Linked DNA regions of Homo sapiens: region 2 is linked to region 1. A link is a loop called in an ENCODE intact Hi-C map of the cell type or tissue named here. Cell type or tissue: breast epithelium. All regions are shown on one strand.

Evidence for each region. Peaks named below come from ENCODE experiments on the same cell type or tissue, not always from the same donor. Only the 100,000 strongest peaks of a DNase experiment are listed, where the experiment ranks them.
Region 2: it touches region 1 in a loop (12-fold over the local background); 1 of 110 quality-filtered maps calls a loop at or near these places.

The regions. Positions count from the first base shown.
Region 1 is chr9:119,209,370-119,217,369 of GRCh38, reverse strand. BRINP1 (BMP/retinoic acid inducible neural specific 1) reads left to right here. Exons shown (of 8, transcript NM_014618.3): 6 at 3,215-3,451. Among named protein-coding and RNA genes, the nearest start is that of BRINP1, 160 kb to the left of the region's middle. In breast epithelium, no CTCF peak of the experiment used is centred here; a DNase peak (open chromatin) is centred at 229; H3K4me3 peaks cover 372 bases; H3K27ac peaks cover 475 bases.
Region 2 is chr9:119,330,684-119,338,683 of GRCh38, reverse strand. The region is part of intron 1 of BRINP1 (BMP/retinoic acid inducible neural specific 1); the gene reads left to right. Among named protein-coding and RNA genes, the nearest start is that of BRINP1, 35 kb to the left of the region's middle. In breast epithelium, no CTCF peak of the experiment used is centred here; a DNase peak (open chromatin) is centred at 4,343; H3K27ac peaks cover 1,832 bases.

The sequences.
Region 1 (8,000 bases):
TCTCTCTCTCTCTTTCTCTCCGTGTGTGTGTGTGTGTGTCTGTGTGTCTGTGTGTTGTGTCTTTGGGAACTGTGGGGACAGAATATTTCACCCCAGCCGGCAGCTGTATATCTTTCAAACAGTGGTTTCACAAGCCAAATCCCCCTCCAAATTATTTATGGTTCCCATTGAAGCAGGCAGGATTCAGGCGCCCATGTAGGAGTTCAGCACTGGGCCTCTTTGTTGGACACAGGCCATCAGGAGACGACTCTGTCTGTGACTGCTGTGTGAACCTCCGCTGCCGTAGAAATGGTTATGTAACTTTAAACAGTAATGACATTTTACAGAAAAGTGCTTTTTAATTGCTATGTCTTCATTGTTCTCTTTCGAAATTGCCCAGGAGATTCTGCCTCCAAGACAGCTCGGCATGTTCTGAGTTTCCATTTTTAAAGAGCAGCCAGTTTTGTATTTTAGCTGCTCCCAGAAAACCCCCAACCCCAAACTTCATCTGTTTTCAGTTGCATTAAATGGGGTAGGTAATACTGCCTTTTGTATCCTTGCCAAATGGAAAAATGATTTGACGCAATTTTCTATAAATGCTCTCCCCAAATTCCTTTTGGGCTGGGACCAAGAATAGAATATTTTATCCCCTACAGAAGGGAGAAAGAAAATGATGAGCAAGCTAGAAAAATAGAACTGAGAATATAGTCTGTAGAGTTCCTTTAAGCAACAGAAACTTAACCCCGATCCATACACCCAGTTGCCTATGGGGGATTGGGATCAGCTAAAAATAAATTTGGCTCTAGAAGAGAAAATGGTGATATAGATAAAATGACTAAAAGAATTGTAGACTCAGAAAGAATTGCACACTCTGAAAGAATTGTAGACTCAGTTCAGAAGGGACTTTATTCTTGATTTGTTTTACCTCACGTTTTGGTATGTGTGTTATGCCCTTGTACAGTAGCCCTCCCAAACAGTCACTCAAACCCATACGGACTCATTGCTCATCAATGTGGAGCTCACTCAGTCTCACAGCAGCCCGTTGTTCAACTGTATAGCTTAATCTGCTAGAATCCCTTCCATGCATATTGACATATACACCTTTCTCAACAGCCCTGTCACCAATGCTGGTTCAACAGGCACAGAATTCTAAACCCTCCTGCTTATCAAAGCTCTGCAAATATGTGAAGACTGCCTTTTGATTATACACCCACACCTGTTTTTCTTTCATTAATCCTGAAGGTTTTGTTAAACCTTTAACCACTTTAATCAGAGGAGTGGCATCATCATCAATATCGTCATCGTCATCACATCAAAAATAAGAACAGACAACATTTATTGTTTGCTTGCTATGTGCCAGGAGCTTTTCCAGATAATTTGTAGGCATTCTTTCATGTAGTCCTCTCAATAATCTTTGTACATAGATACTAAGTGGAACCTAACAGGCAGGCTGAATATTTTGCTTGAGATGACTTAGGTAGTAAGAAGAGGAGCCAGTGCAGCCCTGCCCAGGTTTTTGACCACACCGTGCAGTGCAGCCATGCCCAGGTTTCTGACTACAGCATGCAGTGCAGCCATGCCCAGGTTTTTTACTACAGCGTGTGGTGTCCTGCCATAAGGCATGCTGGAGGAATCATCTTCTTTCCCACAATGTCCCTCTGAAAATATTCTCTTTTAGCTGCCATGTGAAGACAGGTTGAAAGGATGGGGCTTATTTAAGTATATATAAAACCTGAAGAAAATGGAAAAAAGATAAAAATCTAGAAACAACTGTGAATAGAAAATGGAAGAAATGCTGACCTTGTTGAGCAAATCCCTGATGAGTTGGATTAAGGAGTGTCCCTGAAGCATAAATGAGAAAAAAAATAATCCAAATAAGAATACAGTTCTCTTTTACACAGTGAGTAGTAGAACCATTACCTCATATTGGAAGCTAAAACTGTTTGCAGCTCCAAATGAGGTGGAGAGAAATGTCCTAAGCGAAAGTGCCCTAATGAATTAAGTTAGCCCAGATCTGTCCTTCTCTCTGGGCACCACAGACAATAGACCACTCTGCTGACTTTTCATAGGTACCAGAGTAGTGCTCATGTCCAAATAAATCCTTCTCTATCATTGGCTCTCTGTATTAAGACTTTGAATATTCAAGTATAAAGAGAGGATCATGAGATGTAATCCAGAGTGCTAATCCTGTAACCATGGGCTGGTCACTTCCTATTGGTAGACCATGGCTTCCTCACTGTTAGAGCAAAGAAGAGAAAATTAATTATCTAGTGATGCTTGTGTCTAGTGATGTGTTAGTTTTTATGTTACAGTGGTCCTATTAAATTATATCACTCTAATTATGTTACTCGTACCCTTCAAAACTACCAATGTGTACCTATGATCCACAGAATAATGTCCAAATTCCCTAGCATATAATAAAGCCCTTTGCACACTGGCCTCTGTCCCTCTCTACAGCTATTTTCTACAGCACGAGCACCTCCATTCATCCAAGTTCATTTCTTCACTAGGAATTTCCAGACACATGATGCCTTTCCTCTTTTAAGAATGTCCTTCCTGTTCTTCTTTTAACCTAGTGTTCTCTTACTTGCTTTTCAACCAGCCCAAATTCTGTCTCCTCTATGAAGGTTTCCCTGCTATCTAAACAATGTTATTTGCAGTCTTCTGCTGTTCATTTGCCTCATATGGCTCTCTCTGCTATAGGTCTATAAAGCCATGTTATGATGATGTGCGTCCATGTCTACACCTGCTGATTATATTGTAAACTCCCCAAGGGCAAGGATTGTGTCTTTTTTTTTTTTTTATCTCTACAGGCCTAGTGCCTAGCTCAGAACTTGTGTTTCATAAATAGGGTTTATATAAATACTTAAGGAAAGCACTTGAGGAAATAAAGAATAATAAACAATAATGTTATATTTTCAATAAGAGTTTTCTCCACAAATGGAAAAGGTATATACCATATGTGGCTCTAGCCTCAGTCCTACTATAACAGAATAGAGTATGCCTTTCAGAGATGGCCAAAGTCATGACCTGAGAAGTTTAAGTAAAAGTGATGCAACTGGAAGCCTCACCAATAATACCCTGTCTGGATCTAGGTTGGCCCAGAAATATATTGGTTCCAATACACAGGGAGAAATGTAGCAGCTTCAGATTCCTATGTATCACCTTTGGAAATTGTTAATGAAACACCTTTTTTTAAACCTTTCTGTTTTCCCTTCTTGCTATTCTCACACAGGTCTTCAGATAATCTTTCCTCAGTATCTGCAAGAGAAGTTTGTCCAGTCGGCCTTGAGCTATATCATGTGCAATGGGGAGGGGGAGTACCTGTGCCAGAACAGCCAGTGTCGCTGCCAATGTGCCGAGGAGTTTCCGCAGTGCAACTGCCCCATCACGGACATCCAGATCATGGAGTACACGCTGGCCAACATGGCCAAGTCTTGGGCCGAAGCTTATAAGGACCTGGAGAATTCAGGTAGAGAGTCTCACTCAGTGCCACTGCATGAGTGGCCTTGAGCCAAGTCTGAAAGGGAGCTAATCTAACTGGAATTAGGACTGCTGCAAGGGAAAGTTCAGTGACCCTGACCCTTTCACTTTGGAGTGTCCAGATGCAAGTATAATAGCTGTCACAGAGCAGGCACTCAATAAATCTCAACTGAATAAAATTAATGAATAGCATAATCCAGTTTGTGGTCATATGATGTATTGTTTCTGTCGTACCCAGAAGACAGAAAGAATAAATCTGCATAGGAAGCCTCTGGAGAGGGAAGAGTCAGAGGTAGTTGTATTGATTCCTTGGGCTGTGTATGTGTGTGTGGATATTTGTGTGTGTATGTGTTTGTGTGTGCACCCACACACTTCTGTCCATCTCTATAACTAGATAAACATACCTCTATGTGTATATTTATATGTGCATATGCATAGAGATATAGATATCCAAAGAATCTACAGACTATCAAAGCTCAAAGTCTCTTTTCTGGTATCTTAGTTATTTTCTGCCTTTCATAGTTCAGAAAAATGAGTTTCAGGGGTGGAAAGACAGTCATCCAAGCTCCTAAAGTGGATGAAGTCTGAAGTAGGATCTCTACCTTCATGGACATTTGAGTTTTGTTGGAAAGCCAGGCATTAATTATGTAACCATGCCAATGATTAGGAAATGTCAAGGATACGTCTGTAAAAAGGGAGGAGTTGCTGTGAACAAACGATGTAGAGTTGGGGGTCAATGTGGTCAAGGAAGTCTACCTTAAAAAAGAACAGAAATGGAAGTATCTGACTATGGTGCAGATATGAGAAGGTGATTACAGGTAGACCAATGGGAGGCACAAAGGGCCTAGGAGAGAGATGACCATGATGTGGGTTAAGGAGATGGTACAAGTTGTAAAAACTGGAAATGTGCAGATATGCCAACATATTTAGAAGGAAAAAATGGCAGAGCTTGATGTTAGATTGTCTACAAGAGTTGAAGAGAAAAGGGATATTGAGGTGATACTCATAAACCTCCTTTAGATAGGCATGTTAGACAACTTGATAGATGTTGATATCTTTCATTGAGCTAGAACACCCTGAAAGATTTGGAAAGAAGACCATGTGCTCACTTTTCTATAGGATAAGCTTGAGAATCCTTGAGACTTCCAAGAAGAGATGCCAAGCAGGTACTTAACATATAATATGTGCTCAAGTACCTGTTAAATAAATGGACTCATGCAAAAAAGCATTCCTGTCTTTACAACAACATTATATTTCTTAAATCTGTTATAATAGCCACCTTAAAGGAAGTACTAACATTTCTGAATTACAGAGAAGGGAACACCTCCTCTATAATCCTCCTGCAAGACCCAGTGTTTTCCCTAGGGTTGCACAGTTAGTAAATGGCAGGATTGGTAATGGAATTCCTGATTCCAAATCTAGTGCTCACAGCAGATTTGGTAACTTAATTTTACTTTGTCCCCCAGGCCTGAGGTTCCCTCATCTGATAAATGAGAAGACATGTTTGTGTTTTTAATATTTGAGTTTATTCAAGTCTTTAGACAAGAAATTATTTGATCAAGCAAAATCTTACCTAGGAGCCACTGTGTACCACAGATAAAAGCAGAGTTCTATGGAATAGCATTTGAAAATAACTGGTTTCTGTGAACTCTAAGCCCTAACCCAGCTCTGGGAGCCCAGAATGCATCAGGGATCCTGCTCCTACAGTGCTGTACAGCTCAAATGGAACTGTGGATGTCTTATAACGACACCCATTAGTCCACTGAAAATCCTGGGAGCCCATAAAAGAGAAAAGTTCATGATGGAAATGTACTATGATGATTATTTGGCCCCAAACAAAGGAAGCATTTGATAAAATGCTTTTGCAGAAAGATTTGGCTGATTACTACAAAAAACAAAAACAAACAAAAAAAAAACAGAGGGAATTTAGGCTATATGCACAAGGAGTAAGACTCTTTAGCATACAATCCTTATTCCCAAGGAAAAGAAACCACTTTAAGTGGATGGATGAGGAAACACAGAAAACTGAGATGCTGCTGAATAAGCTGAACAGGCCAAGAAAATGATTTATGTCACACTTTCTCCCCAAAAGGCATACACTCCCTCTAGATCTCCTGTGCTTCTCTATTTGAAATGGTTTTACCCTTTAAGACAAATCCATTCATCCGTATGTGCATCACAGCCTTGTGCATATGAGTTTTCCTTTGGTCCATTTTTAGCCCTTAACCTTCGCTACTCAGCCCAGGTGATTTGGAGAGATTAATGACCAGCCCAAAGTAAAAGCCATTGGTTCCTTGATGGCTCCAGAGTGTGGGTGGCCAAATAGGGCCTAGTTTCTATACATAAATGGCAGTCTACATCTCCTTGCTAGGGGATTCGTTGTAGTACTTCTACTTTTATTCAAGAAAGTTGGCCAGGTGCAGTGGCTCATGCCTGTAATCCCAGCACTTTGGGAGACCAAGAAGGGCGGATCACCTGAGGTCAGGAGTTCGAGACCAGCCTGACCAATATGATGAAACCCTGTCTCTACTAAAACTACAAAATTAGCCGGGTGTGGCGGCACATGCCTGTAATCCCAGCTACTGGGGAGGCTGAGGCAGGAGAATCGCTTGAACCTGGGAGGCAGAGGTTGCAGTGAGCTGAGATAGTGCCATTTCACTCCAGCCTGGGCAATAAGAGTGGAACTGTGTCTCAAAAAATAAATAAATAAATAAATAAATAAATAAATAAATAAATAAATAAAGTTAATGTATTTAACTCTTAAATTCTATTTTCTTATCAGACCCAAATTTGGGTTCATTGAAGGCCTGCTTTCCCCTTTGACATCCACGGAGCCCTCTGCAAGATAAGCTTTATGTTTTCCATGAGAGGAGAGTCTAGCTGTCCCAAACAGAACAGAGTCATCAGGGCCTGTCTCCTGCCTTCAGCCAGCTCACTGAGTCAATCAATCAGTGTAGAGTCTTGTGTCATCCTGTCAATCTTATGCTACCATCAACCGAGTACTTTCTGTGTCTCAGGAACTAGTTAGGTAGATGCAGTCCTATGCCACTATGTCATTCTCAGCATTTGGATTAGATACTATTATTCCTGTTAGCAGATGGGGAAACTGACGCCTTGAGAGAATAAGGGTCCCACAGCTGTTCAGCACTCAAGATGTGACTCCAACTCTTGCCTGTCTAACTGTCTATAATTAAATGCCTGAGTTTTTTCTAGGAGTCAGAGACTTCTATTTTTTATCACCTTTTATTTACTGTTTTCTCCTAATGTACTGAGCCTCGGGATTGCCCTTTTTATGTGTCGAGAGGAAATATAATATACTAAGTAAGAACACAGGATTTGGAGCCAGACTCAAGTCTTAATTCTCCTATCTACTGGCCATTTGACCTTGGGCAACTTCTCTGTGCCCTATTTTCTTTAAAATGGGGGCTCTAAAATACCTACCTCATAGGTTTGCTATAAAATATGGTTATATATGTTAGGTGATTAGGACTGTGCCTGGTGCCTGTCAAGAGCTATGTAAGCATTTTTTAAAATAAAATGAAAGCATAAATGCATAGTATACCTAAAATGTCCTTGGAGCTTTTATAACATGAAGTGAAAAGTGTTAGGCTGAAGATTTATAATATTTATATAAATCCAACCATTGGCCTTTTTTCCTACAAAATGATCAACCCCTTGATATTTTTAATTTTCCAGGGATGGGGTGATAGGGATTAGAATTACAACAGATTGGATTATTAGATTGGAAAACAGAAACTCAGGACACAGACCTGGATCTTGTCATTTATCAGCCACGTTACCTTTAAGAAATCATCTTCCCATTTTGGGCTTCAGTTTTCCTATTCATAGAACAAAAGAGCTGAACTAGATAATTTCTATGGATGTGCCAAGTTGACACTCTGAAACTCAGCATCACAAACTGAGGCAGAAACTTTTACCTGGGAGGCCCAAGAGTTTGTCACCATCTCTTAAGCTGGAGTTTTTTGAAATGTGAGTTGATGCTAGATGGGACACCCATACAACTTCAAACAACACTGGATCACCGGGTGGGGAAGTTGATCCATTTCAGTTCTCTGTGGAACCTGCAGATTACATCAAAAAGTTTCAGTTTGGTGCTAGCATGCCTTTAACACCTAACACTTGCTAATTGCCTGCATTTCAACATGAGAGCAGTCATGGAGGTTTGATTTTTTTAGCAGGCAACAGTGTCTGACTAGAATTTATTAACATTATCTTCAACATATTTATTTTTATAGCTACCATCTTCTGAAGGCATGCAATAGTGATTTTCTTTGGAGAATTCAATAAACATTTTGTTTTCCTTTTTTTTTTAATTTTTTTGAGACAGAGTCTTGCTCTGTTGCCCAGGCTGGAGTGCAGTGGTGCAGTCTCAGCTCACTTGACCTCTGCCTCCCGGGTTCAAGCGATTCTCCTGCCTCAGCCTCCCGAGTAGCTGGGATTACAGGCACCTGCCACCACGCCTGGTTAATTTTTATATTTTTAGTAGAGATGGTTTCGCCATGTTGGCCAGGCTGGTC
Region 2 (8,000 bases), 120 kb before region 1:
AGCCAGGATGGTCTCGATCTTCTGACCTCGTGATCCGCCCGCCTCGGCCTCCCAAAGTGCTGGGATTACAGGCGTGAGCCACCGCGCCCGCCCCCACCCCGCCTGTTTTTTGATCTGAAAGATTCCTTCTATTTCAGTCTTCTCCACTTATGGAGAGAAGATTGAATTCCAGAAACCGGAAGTGACTGCCAGAGTAAGGTGTCCCGGGAGAGGCCGTGAGGGGAAAAACACCTATCATTGTTGTTCTTCTCCCTGCATCTTTCAACAAGTACCCAGCACATTGTTAGGGGTTAAGAGTAGACAAGAGATATAAAAAACAGGAACAGCATCTAGTACAGTGCCTGGGACGTAATGCATGATGCATGGTCAATGAAGCTTAGCTGGCTTAAAGAAAAAAAAAAAAAAGCCCAATCTAATTGCAGAGGCAAAAAAAAAAAGAAACAAAAACAAAAACAAAAACCTCATAATCTGAATACCAGAAACTAATCAGAGCCTTAGAGATTGGAGATTGGTGTTTTTCAAGGAAGCAGCAGCATTGGCCTAGATATCCTCTCCTGCAACTCAACACTCCTCCCTGCATCATAGCTACCTCTGAGCCCACTTTAAAAACTGCTGACTTAAGCCAGTATCTTTATTTCAAACGTGGTGGAAATTGAGTCTCAGAGAAGAGAGTAACTTGCCCAAGGCTACCTGCCCAGCAAGTTCAGGGGGAGATATGGAGGAGCCAGGATTAGAACCCAGGCATCCTAGGTTCCCAGTGAAACACTCTTCTGACTGTAGTACTCTGCTAAGTAACCATGGAAATATGGTATATCTTTTGAAGGACAAAAGACACTTATATTCCCTCCAAGCTATAGGATTTGAGAAGGGGCTGATGTCATCAGGAAAAACTTCCTAGAAGAGGCAGAGCTTAGGTGGAACTTGAACTAAGTCCAAGAGGCAGAAACAGGCAGAGGAACTGCTCTGTATCTGTAAAGACAGCAGTAAGTTTCCCAACCTGTCAAAATTGGACTGACTGTGGTCACAGGTTCAATTCTGGTTAGAAAGCAAAAGCAAGACTAGGGAATTAGGTTAGATGTAGTTAAGGGAGAATCTTGGGCTTTTAATTAAGATGTTTGGACTTGATCCTGTAAGCCTATAGTCACAAACAGGTGCACTTGTCAACACATGGCTATGTTCTTGTATTTGACACTCACAGGGCTAGAGTGGAAGAGAGAACATTGGTCAATGCTTTAAATAGGAGAGATTTCATATACCTGTATTTCCTCCTGGCTTATCCTGAAACAAGTGACCCAGCAGCCTAAAGATCTCATTCCTACGTGGAAGCTCTCTACTGTCCTTCCAGACTGGGACCTGTGCCTACGATTTGTCACCGTATTCCCTTTTTAAAGTCTACACCTGGCCACGTCATTCCTTTGTGTTTACTGCCTGGACTGTGGGTTTTTGAGTTTGCATTCTCTGCAGAAGTGGTGATGCGCTAAAAATTCGTCATCATTGACAAGATGGAATCAATGTTAGGGGCTGTTTATTTTCTCATCAAACATTTATTGAGCATCTCTTTCCGGCAAGGGTTTAGAAAGGGGAGGATTGAGTTCAGGAGCTGAATTAGGAGGCTGGTCCAGTCAGATGAGAGAGGACGAAATCTGCTTAGAAATGGAACCATCGAGATGGAGAAGAGGTTGGCCCCTTCTCCCTCTCTCCCATTAATCCTTTTCTTAAAGAAAAGGCTTCCCCATCCCATTTCCGTGGAATCAGATGCCTGTCCATTTAGACCCATTCACCTGGTTGCTTTTATATTGTATTCATCTAAAAGGGAGCTATCCTCTTTCATTCTCATATTTTCTCTTTTTTTTTCTCTTCTCTCTCCCATTCTGTCAAGCAAACACATCCCTTCTGGTCCCCATTCCCCACAATTCACCCTCTGCATACAGAGTAGATGGTTCTGAACCTCCAAGGGTACGTGTGTGCCTTTACAGACCTGCTGAGAGCAGACCAGGAAGAGCCAGGCTGGCAGCGTCAGTTCAGTGAACTGCCTTTTCAAATCAATACGACTGCTTTGTTTCCATCTCTGCATTTGACTGCAGCATTCTTGCTCCCTCTGCTCCCCAGCACACACTCTCTCTCCCACATTTCACTCCCACCCTCACAGCCCACCCTCTCTATCACCTCTCCAGCGTGTTCCCCAAAGGTCCAAATGTTTCTCCATCCTTCACACACATTACAGCGTGATTGCTCTCGGAGTAATGAGAAGCCGAATTTGGGAAGTTGACTTCCTGGGAAATGGTTCCTATGTTAAAAACAAAGGAAAACAAAACCCACCAAAAATAAATCAACGTATGTAGGAACAGGAGAGGGTGTTTGCAGTCATAAAAACCATATGCAGGAGGAGGCATGAAGATGTGGTCTATACTTTTGGTTTCCTGCCATTAACTAGCTGTGGGACCTTGGGCAAGCCTTGATTTCCTTTTTCATAAAATAAAGCAGCTGCATTTCATTCTCTTTAAGGACCGTTTAATTTAGGGTATTCCAGAGCACTTGAAGGAAACATCACCCTGACATTTCTGAGGGGTTTTCTTTTCAATCTATACCTGACATGTAAATGGTGATGCCAATAACACATAATAAATGTGCACACCAAGAGACTTTTACCCATACATGTCAGCCTTAGCAATAACTACCTCCCTGGACATCAAGCAAGTCTCAGGTGGCATTCAAAAGAAGAACATCCTGACTGCACGAAATCTTAGTGGTTCTCAAGGAAAGCCCTTTCTCTTCTCTATGGGCCATCAGGAATAAGATGAACATCAAACCATGTTGTGAGGCTGTACCTCCTGAAGGTAGAAGGCTGGATTGGATGATACCTTTAGGCCAGTGCCCACCTGAGGAAAGTGTTGATAATCTCACAGAAAGCAGATTTTAGATTTAGAGAAGTCTGAGCACACTGCATGGCACTTGAAAGGTGTCCATTAAGTACCTGTTGAACAAATCACTGATATTAGATAGGTGTCCATTAAGCACCTGTTGAATGAATCACTGATATTGGATAGGTGTCCATTAAGTACCTGTTGAATGAATCACTAATATTGGATAGGTGTCCATTAGGTTCCTGTTGATCAAATCACTGATATTGGGTAGGTGTTCATTAAGTACCTTTTGAATGAATCACTGATATTGGAAAGGTATCCAGTAAGTACCTGTTGAAAGAATCACTGATATTGGAAAGGTATCCAGTAGGTACCTGTTGAGTGAGTCACCGATAGAGTGTGTCATAGAATGCCTGAGTTAGAAGGGCCCTTAGAGATAATTTAAAACTTCCAACTTTCTGCACAGACTAACTGAGGTCTGTGGATGGGATGAGCCTTGACTCAGATCACATGATGAATTAGAAACCTAGCTGGGCCCTGAGCTCAGGCCTCCTGACTCCCACATCAGTGCTTGCTGCACTCACCAACTCTCTTGGCATCTAACCACGTAACTTGGCTCAAGCAGCCTTAGGTTAACAGTTTCCAAAGGCCCTTCTGGGATTTCTGTAAATTATCTGAGCCTTTTAGGGGACATTCAGCTGGTGCCTTCTCTCCTCCTCCTGAGCTGGCTGTTTGTGTCCGTCTCAGTCGGGAGAATATTATAATCTTTCTCCCTGCTCTCCAGCAGTGCATGGCCACCCCATCACTCACTCTAACAGACCCTGCTGAGCTCCCACAGTATATCTGGAAGCCATTTTCTGTTTGGAAGTCAGTGGCGCTCAGCCAACATTTCAGTAATATTTGCTTTGCTAAGGCTTAGACAAATCAAATCCATTCACTTCCTCAGACTCGATCTCTCTTGTCTGGCACAATGTCCCCTCATCCAAGGCGAGCCAAGATTGAGCATGATTCTCTCTCTCTCTCTATTCCCCTCCCCCACCCCCTCCATAAAGTGCAAGTTTCTTCCTTATTTCACCAGTACAGAATTATAGTCCAAGACAAGTACTATGATTCTTGGAAGGAACATAAGAAAACACTTAAGTCTACCTTCCTCGTTGCACAGGTGCAGAGACCAAGTTCCAGAGATTTAGGGATATCAGTTGCCCCAAGTCTTGCCTCTATAGTAGTAGTGGAGGCTAGAATTGGGGTATTTTCACTTAGCTTAGTTAAGTGTCAGCTAAACCTGATGGCATGCTCTAGTTTATCCTCCACAAATAACCCTGCTTCTGACTTTATCTTGCCCTTGTTGAATTCCTATGGCTGGGGTCTGATTAGGGAGGAGCATGAGAGCTTGCTTGGGTAATCTTAGGCACACTACTTCAATTCTCAGTTTCCTTGCCTGTGGGGTGATGATTCAGTTTCCCCGTTGTGCCAACAACACGGTGTTGTGAAAACCGAATGAGGTAATGTACCCCTCAATTCGAAGGTGTTAGAAATATGCCTGCTCCTGCTGGTTGGCATGATTGGCCCTCTTCCTTGAGCAGGAATTTTCATTAGTTCAAAGTTGTGTTTATTCTATAATGAGCATTTGGGGCATCCTGGCAAGGAAGCAGGTATGATATTTTGAGGCAAAGGATCTCTTTCAGGAAACCTTCCATTCATCTAACTACCTCCTGTGTGCTGGGCCCCACTCCCAGCAGGGAAGCGGCCTTCTTCTCAGACTGCATTTAGAGCTGCCTCTGTCAGGGAGTGTATGGGCTAGAAATAGACCAGGCATTTCCTTTGGAGTTTCACAAAAATGGATCCTCTGGGTCAAAGGCCCCTTAATCTGCAAAACACAAGCTGTTTGCCTGACTTGAGGCCCCAGCAGACTTCCTAGACTTGAAGGGGCTTTGGTATGGAAAATGGTTTGTGTTTTGAAGATTAAGGGCCCTTTCATCCAAAAGATGCAATATATATTTTTTTTCTTTCCTTAGGCTCCCAATGAAACACCTTGTTCCTTTCTGATTTAAAGCCTGCAAGCTTCCTTTCTTATGCATAGATGGATTAAGGTAGACTGCACATTCACAGCCTATGAGATGGAAAGAACTTCAGTGAATACTCAGTGTCCCCTCGTTTAGGACAAGCCCTTCTCTCCTACTCCAAATATAGGCCATTCATCCCCACAAATGCATTAAAATAATACGGGAGCGTTTTAAGACTACAGATTTTTGGACCTCACCTCCAGAATTTTTAATGAAATCTGGAGGGGAAAATTTATTTTTTTTTATTTGAAGATTAGAAATATTTTAAGAACTTTTTTTTTTTTTTTTTTTTTTGAAACAAGGTCTCACTCTGTCACCCAGGTTGAAGTGCAGTGGCACGATCTTGGCTCACTACAGCCTCTGCCTCCCAGGCTCAAGTGATCCTCTCACCTCAGCCTCCTGAGTAGCTGGGACCACAGGCGTGCACCACCATGCCTGGCTAATTTTTTTGTATTTTTGGTAGAGATAGGGTTTTGCCATGTTGCCCAGGCTGGTCTCAAATTCCTGAGCTCAGAAAATCCACCTTCCTCAGCCTCCTAAAGTCCTGGGATTACAGGCATGAGCCACCACAGCCTGCCAGAAATTCACTTTAAAGTCAGAGACTGCTTGAGACTCACAAGCCACACTAGATTAAAGACACATAGCTTGGGGACCAGAGTCCTCAACCCAGTAGCTGACAGTTTAATGTGAATTAAGAGCCTAAGCTTTGAATAGATCTAGCATCAAATCCCAACTTTGGCTCTTACTATTAATAGTGTGACTTTGAACAAGTTACTTTGCTTCACTGACCCTCAGTTTTCTTATCTATAAAGTGGGAATATTAATATTACCTAGTGTATCTGTTAGCTATTACCGTAAACTTGTTATATAACAACCTCTCTCTTCCCACCACCTCACCCAATTCATTGGCTTTAAACAGCTGGCACTTGAAGCTCATGCATCAGTGGGGCAGCTAGGGCCAGCTGACCTAACCCAGGCTCACTGATCTAGGCTGGGCTGCTCTTGCTCCTGCAGTTCAGTGGGGAAGGGGGGTGCTCTACTCTAATCTTGGCTTGGCTGAGTCATGTTAGCTCGAGAGCCTGCTCTGCATGTCTTTCATCCTCCCTCTGAAATATCAGGCATGTCCTTGTGACAGTAGCAGGAGCACAGAGGTTAAGTAGAAACTCACAAGGTGTCTTGTGTACAGGCTCAGAACTGACACACCATCACTTCTGCCTCATCTGACCAAAGGGAGTTATGAAGATGAGCCCAAATTCAAGGAAAGGGGAATAGATTCTACCTCCTTAGTAGAAGGGCTAAAAAGTACATGACAGAGTGCCTAATGATAGGGAGGGGTGATGTGTTGGGGCCATTAAAGTAATCCACCACAACTATCCCATAGGTTGTTATGGAGATGAATTGAGGTAACATCTACAAAATTCTTGACACAGCTTCTGTCATACAGTAAGTGTTTACAATTTTTTTTTGTCATTAGTAAATTATTATTAATATTGTAAGGACTAAAAATGGTAGCTAGAATGGTTATATACAGAGTTCCTGAATCTAGCAACACAGATGGGAAAATAGATCCTCGGAGTGGTGACGTAGCCTTCTGAAAATCATACACATGGGACTGGTTGGGCCCTTAGAAATCAGAGAGTGCACAGCTTTTTATTCAGAGTTTGAAGGTAACAGGAAGGACCCTGGTTCTAGCTCATCAGGAGGCTTGTCCCTGCAACAATAGGAAGGCATTTCTTAGAGTTCAGCAATGGCCTCAGCTGATCCTGCTGATCTTCCTCCCCAGCTCAGATAGTGGCTTTTACCCTTTAGTGTATAACATTCACCGGAGAATTTACTAAAAGTGCAGATCCCTATACACTTCTTACTAGAGAGATTTATGATTCGGTAAGTCTGGTGAAGGGTCCAAGAGGTTGAACATTTATTAAGCATCCCTGGCGATTTTGACCAAAGTGGTCTGTGGAATATTCTTCGTGAAACCTCAGATAGTGTCAAGGGGATGGAAATAGTGAATTTCTTGTATCTTTGTATCTTTGGTTGATTCTCACGTTAGTAAAGCTGGAGGTCTTGGGCAGAATGGCAGCTGTGTAATCAATGGAGGTCTAGAAAAAGCTAGGAAGAGAGAGTGTTAAAGGATTAAGACAGACTTCATCATCTACATATTTACAAAGAAACACTCATGACAGCAGGAACACCCCCAAACCAGTACCATAGAAGGAGCCAATTAAATTCTACTGGAACCTCCCGATGTTATATATGGATGCAGATGTTGTTGACAAATTGCTGTTATTTCTTTGGGCTCTGTGTGCTGCTAGCAGTAGCGAACCAAACTGAAATTGTTTTAAGGCAAGAAAAATCCAAAACCCAAAACAACAAAATCATGTGATTGTCTTATGTAACTAAATCTTGTGAGCAGAGCTGGGCAGCAGGTTGCTCCAGGGTTTCTCTAGTCTCATCTTAGAACAAGTCTTGGTCCTGCCTTTCCAAGGCTCCTCCTCATAGTGATAAAATGCCTGCCAACCCTCCAGCTTCTCTTCCCTTTAGGTTCAGGTCTGGTAGCAAAGCCTTGCTTTCTTGGTCCTGGGGGTCTTTTACATTTTACTTCTTTAAGTCGAATCATGGACTGATCCTGAAACTACCCATCACACTACAAGAACTGAATGTGGGAAAGCAATAGAACTCCAAGTAAAAATTGATGACTGTTTCTTGTTGTTGCTGTTGTTTTGTTTTTTTGAGATGGATTCTCACTCTGTCACCCAAACTGGAGAGCAGTGGCACAATCTCGGCTCGCTGCAGCCTCCACCTGCTGGGTTCAAGCAATTCTCCTGCCTCAGCCTCCCAAGAACCTGGGACTACAGTTGCACACCACCATGCCTGGCTGATTTTTTGTATTTTTAGTAGAGATGGGGTTTCACTATGCTGGTCAGGCTGGTCTTGAACTCCTGAAGTCGTGATCCCCCCGCCTCAGCCTCCCAAAGTGTTGGGATTACAGGTGTGAGCCACTGCATCCAGCCTTGATGACTGTTAAGAAGAGAAAACAGGCCCCTGAGAGGCAAATATGAAAGGTCAATCACAT